Linked DNA regions of Homo sapiens: region 2 is linked to region 1. Evidence: read pairs that join two places in POLR2A ChIA-PET (ENCODE). Cell type or tissue: GM12878. All regions are shown on one strand.

The links. Peaks named below come from ENCODE experiments on the same cell type or tissue, not always from the same donor. Only the 100,000 strongest peaks of a DNase experiment are listed, where the experiment ranks them.
Region 2: POLR2A ChIA-PET joins it to region 1 with 8 read pairs; 3 of 35 experiments call an interaction of 5 or more read pairs at or near these places.

The regions. Positions count from the first base shown.
Region 1 is chr5:131,147,502-131,150,001 of GRCh38, reverse strand. No RefSeq gene overlaps it. Among named protein-coding and RNA genes, the nearest start is that of HINT1, 17 kb to the left of the region's middle. In GM12878, no CTCF peak of the experiment used is centred here; no DNase peak of the experiment used is centred here.
Region 2 is chr5:131,229,515-131,232,014 of GRCh38, reverse strand. It overlaps a transcript of CDC42SE2 not described here. Among named protein-coding and RNA genes, the nearest start is that of CDC42SE2, 33 kb to the left of the region's middle. In GM12878, no CTCF peak of the experiment used is centred here; a DNase peak (open chromatin) is centred at 1,354; H3K4me3 peaks cover 921 bases; H3K27ac peaks cover 1,448 bases.

The sequences.
Region 1 (2,500 bases):
TGAAAGGTACTTACTTTTAGTCAATTTGGAGTTTTTCCCCTCCCATCCCTGGGGTGGTACTTAATTTCTGGAGGGTGTTATGTAGTGCCATGGGATCCGGAGGGGCCATCTAGTCCTCTTTGTCATTGGTCCCTACAGTTTACCTGAGACTTTTGTTACCTTATTTAATCCTTTTTCATTGATCCCTGTAGGTTGACGTTTTGTAATAGTGATGACCATGATTATGATAGTATTATGATAGTAATTATGAAAGTATTATGATAACATTAATAAGAGTTGCTATTTGTTTAATGCTCACTATGAGACAGGCACTGTGTTATATGTATTAAAAATAGTATTGCTGGCCGGGCACAGTGGCTTACGCCTGTAATCCCAGCACTTTGGGAGGCCGACGTGGGCAGATCACGAGGTCATGAGATCGAGACCATGCTGGCCAACATGGTGAAACCCTGTCTCTACTAAAAATATAAAAACTAGCTGAGTGTGGAGATGCGTGCCTATAATCCCAGCTACTTGGGAGGCTGAGGCAGGAGAATCTCTTGAACCCGGGAGGCAGAGGTTGCAGCGAGCCGAGATGGCACCACTGGACTCCAGCCTGGTGACAGAACTAGAGCTCATCTCAAAAAAAAAAAAAAAGTATTGCTAAAAACAACTCTGTGTACATGTTATATCCTGCGGCATTTGCACAGAGCATATGTGTAATGGACATTTGTAATTATCAACATCCAGCTTTTGAACTCCCTTCCTATTTGAGGGATTCATTGCCTCCGAAAGGAGAAGCTGAAATGAACAGACACCTAGTATTCTAGCTCCTCTGCCAGCTAGGATGTAGGCCCTTGACCTAGGCTCTGCCAATCAGATGCACTCATCTGGGATTTTGAATTTGAAACTAATGACACAAAGAAACAAGGACAATGGAGATTTCTTTCTGGTGTCAGTGGCAGCAGCATCAAGTTGGCAAGCACAACAGTGTCTGTGTTGCCAACCCTTGGATCCAATGTTGAATACCAGGGATGACAACAGTGCAAACTGCAGTTCCTGTGTTCAGTGGCAGTGGTAGCAGCATACCAGTAGACTGGCTCTCTGGTTCTATGTTTTGGTTTTTGTTTGTTTGTTTGTTTTGAGACAGAGTTTCGCTCTTGTTGCCCACACTGGAGTGCAATGGTGCGATATTGGCTCACTGCAACCTCCGCCTCCCAGGTTCAAGTGATTCTCTTGCCTCAACCTCCTGAGTAGCTGGGATTACAGGCATGTGCCACCATGCCCAGCTAATTTTGTATTTTTAGTAGAGATGGGGTTTCTCCATGTTGGTCAGGCTGGTCTCGAACTCCTGATCTCAGGTGATCCACCTGCCTCGGCCTCCCAAAATGCTGGGATTACAGGTGTGAGCCACCATGCCTGGCCTCTGGTTCTATTTTTGTTTGTGAAGTTATCTGCATAGCTTCTCTTTATTCCTGCCTATTTTCCCAGTTTATCTGTGAGCCATTCATTAGTTTCAAGAAATTAGCCGATGGAGAAATTCTTAGCAGAAGCGATTGCAGGCAATAGGGAAAGGGTAGGTGGAGAGCTTGGGGTTGGTTAATTGGCCTGGTTTGGGATGGAGGCAAGGAGAACCCAGCTAACATTAAGGAATTGGATTTTCACAGCCCTTGGCAAATAGTAACAAAATATGTTTTTTTTTTTTTTTTTTTTTTTTTTTTGCGACAAGGTCTCCCTCTGTCACCCAGGCTGGAGTGCAGTGGGGATTATAGCTCACTGCAGCCTTGAACTCCCAGGCTCAAGTGACCCTTCCAACTCAGCCTCCCAAGTAGTTGGGATGATAGGCCCATGCCATCACACTTGGCTCAAAATAGCTAATTAAATCATTTATTTGATCACCTGCAGTGACATGCCAATTGAAGGCAAGGCTTTGGGTTTCCAAATCCTATTGCCATAGGATCACATAAAGGGTAGGCATGGAATTTGAGGGTTGTGCAGGTGTTGTGACTGCTTCTAATATTGCTGAACATCTTAAAAAGTAATAACAAGGCTGGGTGCCGTGTCTCACACCTGTAATCCCAGCACTTTGGGAGGCCGAGGTGGGTGGATCACTTGAGGTCAGGAGTTCGAGACAGCCTGGCCAATATAGCGAAACCCAGTTTCTACTAAAAATACAAAAATTAGCTGGGTTTGATAGTGGGTGCCTGTAGTCCCAGCTACTCGGGAGGCTGAGGCACGAGAATCACTTGAACCTGGGCGGCAGAGGTTGCAGTCAGCTGAGTTGGGGCCATTGTACTACAGCCTGGGGGAGAAAAAAAAAAGGCAAGATTTCTAAATTATTAGCTCAAGTTATCAGAGAAACCCAGGGAACTTCTGTGGCTCTGCTACAAAGATCTGTAAGAGATTTAGCAAGACATAGGCTCTTGCAGCTGAAGAACTGAAGCAACTGTAGGCCAGACACAGTGTTTGATCCTCAGGGTTGCCAAATTTTATTGGTTTAATTCATGGACTTATATATAGT
Region 2 (2,500 bases), 82 kb before region 1:
AGTTTGAGACCAGCCTGGCCAACGTGGTGAAACCCTGTCTCTACTAAAAATACAAGTTAGCCAGGGGTCATGGTGCGCACCTGTAATCCCAGCTGCTTGGGAGGCTGAGGCAGGAGAATCGCTTGAACCTGGGAGGTGGAGGTTGCAGTGAGTGGAGATCGTGCCACCACACTCCAGCCTGGGCGACAGAGTGAGACTCCATTTCCAAAAAAAAGAAAAAAGAAAAAAGAAAAAAAAGTATAACAATTCTAAAATAGAGAAAGGGTGAAGAAAAGTTAATGATTTCAACAGAAGGCAAAAAGGAAGAAACAAAAAGCAAAGGTAAGACTGGTAGTAATAAATTAAAATACATCAGAAATCACAATTAATGTGAACTGATTAAACTCACAAGTAAAAGACAAGATAATTTCAGATAGGCCTCTTTAGATTAACCAGCCGGCCAAACACCAGAGATATGAGAAAGGTCGTGTTAGATTAGACCATTCAGTCCCAACCAAACTGGCCCAGACCGAAAGAAACCATTCAGCCAACTCACAGAATCATAACAAACAATACATGTTTTTTTTGTTGCTTTTGCATGATTTGTTATGCAACAAAAATGATCTGATAGAGTTGGGATATTAAAATTTATTTTAAAATACTTCTAATAGTTTTATGCCACTGAATTTGAAAATCTTAAAAAAAGATAATGTTCTAGAAAAATATTAATTCCAGAAACAGATTCAAAAAGAAAAATATGAATGAAAATACAATCATTAATCTAAAACAAGTCCTCATTTAAAGTACTAGGTTTAGTGTTTTATAGGAGATTTTTAAAAAGCCAAACTTCAAATAACAATTAATCTTCCAGAGAATTAAAAAGGAGGGAGAAGACACAAACTGGTATAACTGGTATAACTTTGATACAAAATTACACAAAGACAGCAAGGAGAAAGAAAAACTAAAGGTCAATACTGCTGATAAACATTTACGTAAAATCCCTAAACAAAATGTTAGGAAATAAAATCAAGCATGTAAATACACATATAGAAAACATATACATACATGTGTGTGTATGTATGTTTATAGATGTATCATGATCAAGTAGGCTTTATAGCAGAAATGCAAAACAGGTTTAACAATGAGAAAATCTGTAATATAATTCATTATTCTCGTTAAGAGATTTAAAAAGCAAAGCTATATTAACGTCTCAATAGGTGCAGAAAACGTAAACAAACGATAAACCCCTTGGAAGACTACGAATAGACAGAAACTCCCTAATGTGAAGGAGAATACTGTGAAATTTATTTGACTTTTAGTTTTCGGTTTCTTTCCTGCATTTGCATTTTCTCTTCTCTATCACTGGAGGGCTGGAAGGCTGACAACTACATTTCCCATGTTCCCTTGCTGTGGTTTGGTTCAATTCTGTCAGTAGGAGACAATGGTGGGGATTTAAAAGGTGGCAAAGGGAGAGAATCCATTTGTTTTCTTCTGCAGCAGCCTCTAGCAGCAGAAATAGCTGTGCTGCAGCTGCTCAGAAGCACAGACTTCCTGGGCTTGGAGTGACACCATTTTTCACTTTTTTGCCCCTTCGCCTTTTCAATAATTTTGTAATTAATTCCCCGAGCTAACTTTCCTGTTTGAAATACTTAAGTGGTTTACATTTTCAAAAATTGGTTAATAATTGAAATAGGTATCCAGTAAACTGCAACAAACATCATTATGAGTGGTGAAACAGTAGAAAAATTTCCTTTGAAGACAAGTACAGGACAAAGATGCCTGCCCTTAATGCTTTCCAGTGAACATTGTACTGGAAGCCTTAGATTCAGCAATAGGACAAGCCCAAAGGAAATTATGCGAAATTAAAAGGAGGCGACAGAATTGTCATTAGAACAAGTAGGATGCTCAGCAACCTTCTAGTGCTTCTGGGTACTAGATCATTAAATAAAATCAATACCATGCTTATAAATGATATTGGAAAGGTTTTATTTCTTAAATGAAAAGAAAGGATATTCAAAGAAAACATGGTAAAATGATAGTGTTAAATCTTGGCTCTGTGTACATAGATAGATACCTGTTACAGTTTTCTTTTTTCTTTTTTTGAGACAAGGTCTTGCTCTCTCACCCAGGCTGGAGTGCAGTGGCGTAATCTTGACTCACTGCAACCTCTATATGCCAGGCTCAAGTGATCTTCCCACCTCAGCTCCCTGAGTAGCTGGGACTACAGGCTCGTGCCACCATGCGTGGCTAATTTTTGTATTCTTAATAGAGATGGGGTTTCCCCATGTTGCCTAGGCTGGTCTCAAACTCCTGGGCTCAGGAGATCCACTCACCTTGGCCTCCCAAAGTGCTGGGATTATAGGCATGAACCACTATGCCCGGCCTTTCTCTCTTCTTTATTTAAAAACAAACAAACAACCTACTTTAGGTCAGAGCTCCAAGTTTTCTTAAATTGCTAAAAAAACAATTACTGAGTAAATTAGCCAGGTGCATTGGCACCTGCCCATAGTCTCAGCTACTT